Linked DNA regions of Homo sapiens: region 2 is linked to region 1. A link is a loop called in an ENCODE intact Hi-C map of the cell type or tissue named here. Cell type or tissue: heart right ventricle. All regions are shown on one strand. Each heading gives the region's core, and the rest is flanking DNA. Links, peaks and the distances in the headings are about the cores only.

Region 1 (2,926 bases), core at 198-2,697:
CAAAGTAATTATCACCACTTTGAAAATACTGTCCGTCACTTCTCCTTAATGTTGCTTTTGTTAATAAAATGCATCTCTGGAGTTGCAAAACCTAAACCAGGCAAAAAGATGAGTTTGTATTTAAGCAGATCATTTTAATAGAGATAGTACTGTGATCAAAGGAACAACTGAGAGTGTTCTGTATGTATCTTCTGGTCTTGGAGAGGGCCTACAGTTTCCCTGCACACAAGAGGCCCTCAACAAAAACTCAAATCCTAACCATTTTCCAAAGCTTAACTCAAGTTCTATCTTCCTTGAATGTTTTCCTAACCATGCAAACCCACCTTATTCTCAGCTAACCACACAGTCTTTCATCTGAAAGAAGCTGTAGCGCCCATCTATCATATGGTCTCATTTACACAGGAATCTTTTTCTAATACACCTGACACATAGCCATCAACTCTGCCCAAGTTAGTTAGTTCATCACCTAAGAAGGCAGTGCATTCATCACCTAATAAGGTAGCCCATGCTACTACACAATAGCTCTAGTGATTAAATCATGCCCTCTGATAGTTCTGAATCAGTAACATCAGGAAGTTTAACTAGAAGAACACTCAAAGTCCCTCCGAGGACTAAATTCTAAGAGTCAGTTAATTTGCTGACTCTGCCTGACAGCTACCCAGGACGGGATGGAAGGGATGGAAGGACAAGATCCCTGTCCTCAGGGGTCTCACACCCTAGGGTGCCCCTGTTAACTTGGAAATCTTAGAATGCCAGCATTTAAAAAGACTTCAAGATGGCATGGTCCCACATCCTTATTTTAAAATTGGATTATAGTCACTGCCCCAGAAAGCTGAGGGAGTTAGACAAGGCCATGGAAGAACCCCTTATCCCACTTGTATCATCTGCAATAGCAGGATATTCTACTCTGCTCTTAAATGCTCCAAATAGATTTTTTTTTTAAGATGGAGTCTTGCTCTCTCACCAGGCTGGAGTGCAGTGGCGCGATCTCAGCTCACTGCAACCTCCGCCTCCCGAGTTCAAGCGTTTCTCCCGCCTCAGCCTCCTGAGTAGCTGGGATTACAGGCACGCGCTGCCAAGCCTGGCTAATTTTTGTATTTTTAGTAGAGACGGGGTTTCACCATGTTGGTCAGGCTGGTCTTGAACTCCTGAACTCATGATCCGCCCGCCTCAGCCTCCCAAAGTGCTGGGATTATGGGCATGAGCCACCACGCCCGGCCAGATTTTTTTAAATTACCATTTTTCTCCGTAGTTTTACCTGTTCCAAAAAGGAAGAAGATAAAAGTTCACTTTTAAACACACTAATGCTTGCAGGGATGACAAGGAAAGCAAGTGCATATTGCCAGAACCCTGTTCCATGAAGGTAGGTGTCTCGATGTACACTTCTCTCCACCTTCCTCAACACCTCCCAGGGTGCTACAGCAAGGGAAGTACAGATGTGCTAAGCCTTTGCTATTGGAATAACAAAGAGCGTAGTAAGATGAAAGCAGTGTCTCTTGAAACTCTCCTAGGGCCTTGTTCCTCATTCCATGCACATATCCTGTGCCGACTCAACATCCCCTCTGCTCCACAGCTTATCTCAGAAAGAACTAAGTTACGGTGCCAAGCTAAGAGGATGAATTTAGAAAGCTTCACATAACCAGACGCACAGCGACAGCAGCCATCAGACATCACCCAGATTTAACTGCCCTAAAATTAGCAGTCAGAGCAAAGTAGTTACTGCAATGATTGCGTCAGAGCTATTCTGACTGGCAAACTGCCAGTTTTAAACAAATTGTCCTGCTTTCTCTACCAGGGAAACAATATTTTGGAACAGAGCCAGCTAAGCATTTCAGTGAATGTTCAAATTCTAGCTTCTCTATTAATGTTGTATAATTCAATGACAAGGTGAACAAAGTCTACATAGGCTACATCTGCAAGGGTGTTATTTTCTTTGTTGTAAGCACTTATTCTTTGGGTGAGTAAAGTACTGTGGATGAATCCTTTTAAATATTTAAATGCCTGAAATGTATTTAGGGATTCACATTCAACTGGCTTAAACAAAGATTATGCAAATCTAGCAAAATATAAATGCAAAACAAAAATTGTTTTCCTCTTATATTTCTTTTAATCTTGGCAAAGACTCGGGCTAAAAAAAATGTTCTCTGCATGATCACAGAAGGACCCACTCACTTCCCAACAAAGAATATATAACCTGATTCAATCAGTAAAACTGCTACCTCACCACAAATTACAAAATTTCTAGTTAATAACAGACAATTCACTGGCTGAGAGAACAGGGCAGTTTTTAGACCAGAACAATGAGCTCATTAGCCCAACCCTCAGCCTCCACTTCCCCCTTTCAGTGATAGTGAGTCGGTAATTCCGCCATTCTTATATGCACACACCTTCTTTAGTTCCCTCCCTCTCTCCCTTCTTCCTTTCTGTCTTTTCATTCTTTCCTTTCATCATGATTTATTGAAACCTACCATACCTTACAAGTGAGCTGTAGAATAAAGAACACTATAGCTGGAACCAAGAGAAATGGGTTTAAAACATAAGGACTCAGATTCAGAAAACCACACTTTCATTAAACCTTAGTTTTTGTATCTGTAAAAGGGAAAAAAATCCCACCAGCCTTATAAGGTTCTCGTTAAGTATACATGAGAGAACACAAATGAAAGTTCAAGCACGGTAACATTTTACACTCGCCTTTAAGAATATCTCTCCCCAATTCTTTATTCTCTTCATAAATCAACATTAGTCTCCTTCACTTATTCTTGTCATTTAAAACATTTTTTTTTTTTTGTGACAGGGTCTCACTCTGTCACACAGGTTGGGGTCCACTGGCACGATCAGCCCACCGTAACCTCGAACGCCTGGGCTCAAGGGATCGGCCCTCCTCAGCCTCCCCAGTGGCTAGGTCGACAGGTGTGCACCACCACAC
Region 2 (2,926 bases), core at 150-2,649, 48 kb before region 1:
ACTGGAAAAAATTTAGATCTGCAACTCATACCACATGCAAAAATAAAGAAAAAAAGCATCATATGCAAATTTAAAACTAAAATATGGAAAGTAATTTTTATAATTGTGGAGTGTTTTCTCTTAGCATGAGAATCAGGCCAGAAACTATAAAAAAAAAAAAAAAAAAGGAGCTAAACTTAGGGAGAGACTGAGAGACTGACATACTTGATAAAAGAGAACTCAAAACTACTCTATTGCAAAAGGTATCTCCAGAAAGCTCAAGGGCAAACTAAGAATTGGAAAAAATACTTGTTTGTTACATGTGACAAAAGACTAATATCCAGAATAGAGATTTAAAATATCAGTACATGTAAAACTCCAAAAGATAAATGAGCAAAACAAATACAAGTGGTCAATAAGCATGTAAACCTAACCTCAGTATTAATTTTTTAGAACATAAACACTAAAACGATAAAACACTTTTTTTAACATTAAAACCAGACAATGAGAAGATGTCTACAATATATTGGTAAGTGAAAATAAAGGCAATGTACAACATATCTGTGGTCAAAAATAGTACATATTGAATAATTCAATTTTTTTAAGTGTGCATGTGGGTTTCTGAAAAGTCTGTTGACAGTGATTGCCTTTGGGGAATGAGACTGCAGGAGAGATTTATGCTCCATTTTATACATTTCTGTGTTACCTGAAATTAATATACTTACAAATTTAAAAACTGAAGAACTTTTGGTAAAATGAAGTTTGCCTAAAATCGTGCACACACATGATATGGCTTGGGTATTTGCTCCCTCCAAATCTCATGTTGAAATGTGATCCCAGGGTTGGAGGTGGGGCCTAGTGAGAGATGACTGAATCATGGAGGTGGATCCCTCATGAATGGCTTAGCACCGTCCCCTTGGGGTTAAGTGAGTTCTCCTTCAGTTAGTTCACATGAAATATGGTTGTTTAAGAGAGTCTGGGACCTCCCCCTTCTGTCTGATTCTTCCACTCTCACCACGTGACATGCTGGCTTCCGCTTCAACTTCTACCTAAAAGCTTTCTTAGGTCTCACCAGAAGCCAAGCAGATGCCAGTACCATGCTTCCTGTACAGCCTGCAGAACCGTGAATTAAACCCCTTTTCTTTGTAAATTATCCAGCCTCAGGTATTTCTTTATAGCAACACAAAAAGGGGCTAACACAATGCATCACAAATGTGCTCCCTATTGTATACGGTAGCATATTCCAGAACTGCACTCATCAGATTACCCATAAAGAAATTAATCTGGAGACCATGTCCTCTAGGTACACGTCTGTATACACCTGACTAAGGAAAATTCAGAAAGTGTGAAGTCCACACAGTGCCTGTTTCCCATAGTACTCCAAAGTGCAGTAAAGGCCAGAAGGTCCCCAGCTGTGTCCGGGCAGCATGAGGTGTCCCTTAGCTGGCCAGCAGGCTAGTAACAGAAAGAACTCATCACTTAGATTCGGAGGAAACCAAGGAACTGGGAGGGACAAGGGCAGCCGTACAATGTGTTGGTTTTTCCTTAAACCTAGGTGGGAAGCACCTCCCATTTCCTATGCTGAAAATGTTCACTATCTCCCTCGTTTTACTTCCGCATCAGAATTTACTCAGTCTCAACGGTTTTCATTAGCACTTCAGCCAAGTCTCTTGATTCCCATTAGGAGGGAACACATTCTTTTCAGGCAGAGTCTGTGTCTACTGTTCTCTCCTCCATTCCACCTCTTTTCTTGCAAGGATTTTCACAATTTCACCACTCAACATGTATGTACTTATGTACTCACAATTTATAAGAAACTCGTAGTGGATATCCACCCCCTCCTCCAGTGGTATTCTGTCACAGTTTAAATGTTTATCGTCAAATACATATATATATATATACACACACATATACATACATATATATATATATATATATATACACACATATATACATACATACATATATATATATATATATATATATATATATATATATATATATTTATTTATTTATTTTTTCCTTGAGACAAAGTCTAGCTGCCCAGGCTGGAGTGCAATGGCGCAATCTCGGCTCACCGCAACCTCCGCCTCCCAGGTTCAAGTGATTCTCCTGCCTCAGCCTCCCAAGTAGCTGGGATTACAGGCGTGAGCCACCATGCCCGTCTAATTTTTTTGTATTTTTAGTAGAGACGGGGTTTCTCCATGTTGGTCAGGGTGGTCTCGAACTCCCCATCTCAGGTGATCCGTCCGCCTCGGCCTTCCAAAATGCTGGGATTACAGGTTTGAGTCACTGTGCCCGGCCCCCCAAATCATTTTTAAAGGCAAGCTCCCAGGCCACAGACCTCAAAATGCACCAACACGCATAAAAGACAAAGGCTATGGAAATAATGATTGATCAAGGGACACAGCAACTAAATGCAGCGCCTGACCCTAGAGGGACCCTATATGGAGGGGAATGATGCTACAAAGGACATTTTCGAGCAAATGGTAAAACTGGGATACAAATAATAGATTTGGTGTGAGTAAGGAATCGATATTAGCTATCTGAAGTTGATAACTAAACCTCTGTTACCCAAGCAAATATCTCTATCGCACTGAAGTGCTTAGGGGTAAAAGGTCATGAAGTTTGTAACCTGAAAACTGTGTGTGTGGGTGCGTGCATGTGCCATGTGCCTGTGTGCATTGTTGTGTAGACACAGACTGAGAGGAAAGGATGGGAATCCATTTTTGACAATCCAAAGCTGGAGGACAAATGTCCTGGGGGTGGTTACTTCCGACAGGCTCCTTCACAAGCCCATCTTATTTCCTGCTGCTACAGGAAATGCAGTATTTGTGCACACACATAAGTAAGGGAGCACCTCTGCCTTTATTCTGCAGCCAAGGAAGGGGTTTAGATGACCGTGCCCCCAGCCCCGGGCAGAGCAGGCTGGACTTGCCCCACCACT

The links. Hi-C counts contacts between places; a loop is a spot of excess contacts. Peaks named below come from ENCODE experiments on the same cell type or tissue, not always from the same donor. Only the 100,000 strongest peaks of a DNase experiment are listed, where the experiment ranks them.
Region 2: it touches region 1 in a loop (2.6-fold over the local background); 21 of 110 quality-filtered maps call a loop at or near these places.

The regions. Positions count from the first base shown.
Region 1 is chr1:232,618,963-232,621,888 of GRCh38, forward strand. All of the region lies in intron 1 of SIPA1L2 (signal induced proliferation associated 1 like 2), which reads right to left. Among named protein-coding and RNA genes, the nearest start is that of SIPA1L2, 9.7 kb to the right of the region's middle. In heart right ventricle, for the core only: no CTCF peak of the experiment used is centred there; a DNase peak (open chromatin) is centred at 1,659; H3K4me3 peaks cover 833 bases; H3K27ac peaks cover 2,500 bases.
Region 2 is chr1:232,570,798-232,573,723 of GRCh38, forward strand. All of the region lies in intron 2 of SIPA1L2 (signal induced proliferation associated 1 like 2), which reads right to left. Among named protein-coding and RNA genes, the nearest start is that of SIPA1L2, 58 kb to the right of the region's middle. In heart right ventricle, for the core only: no CTCF peak of the experiment used is centred there; no DNase peak of the experiment used is centred there; H3K27ac peaks cover 1,949 bases.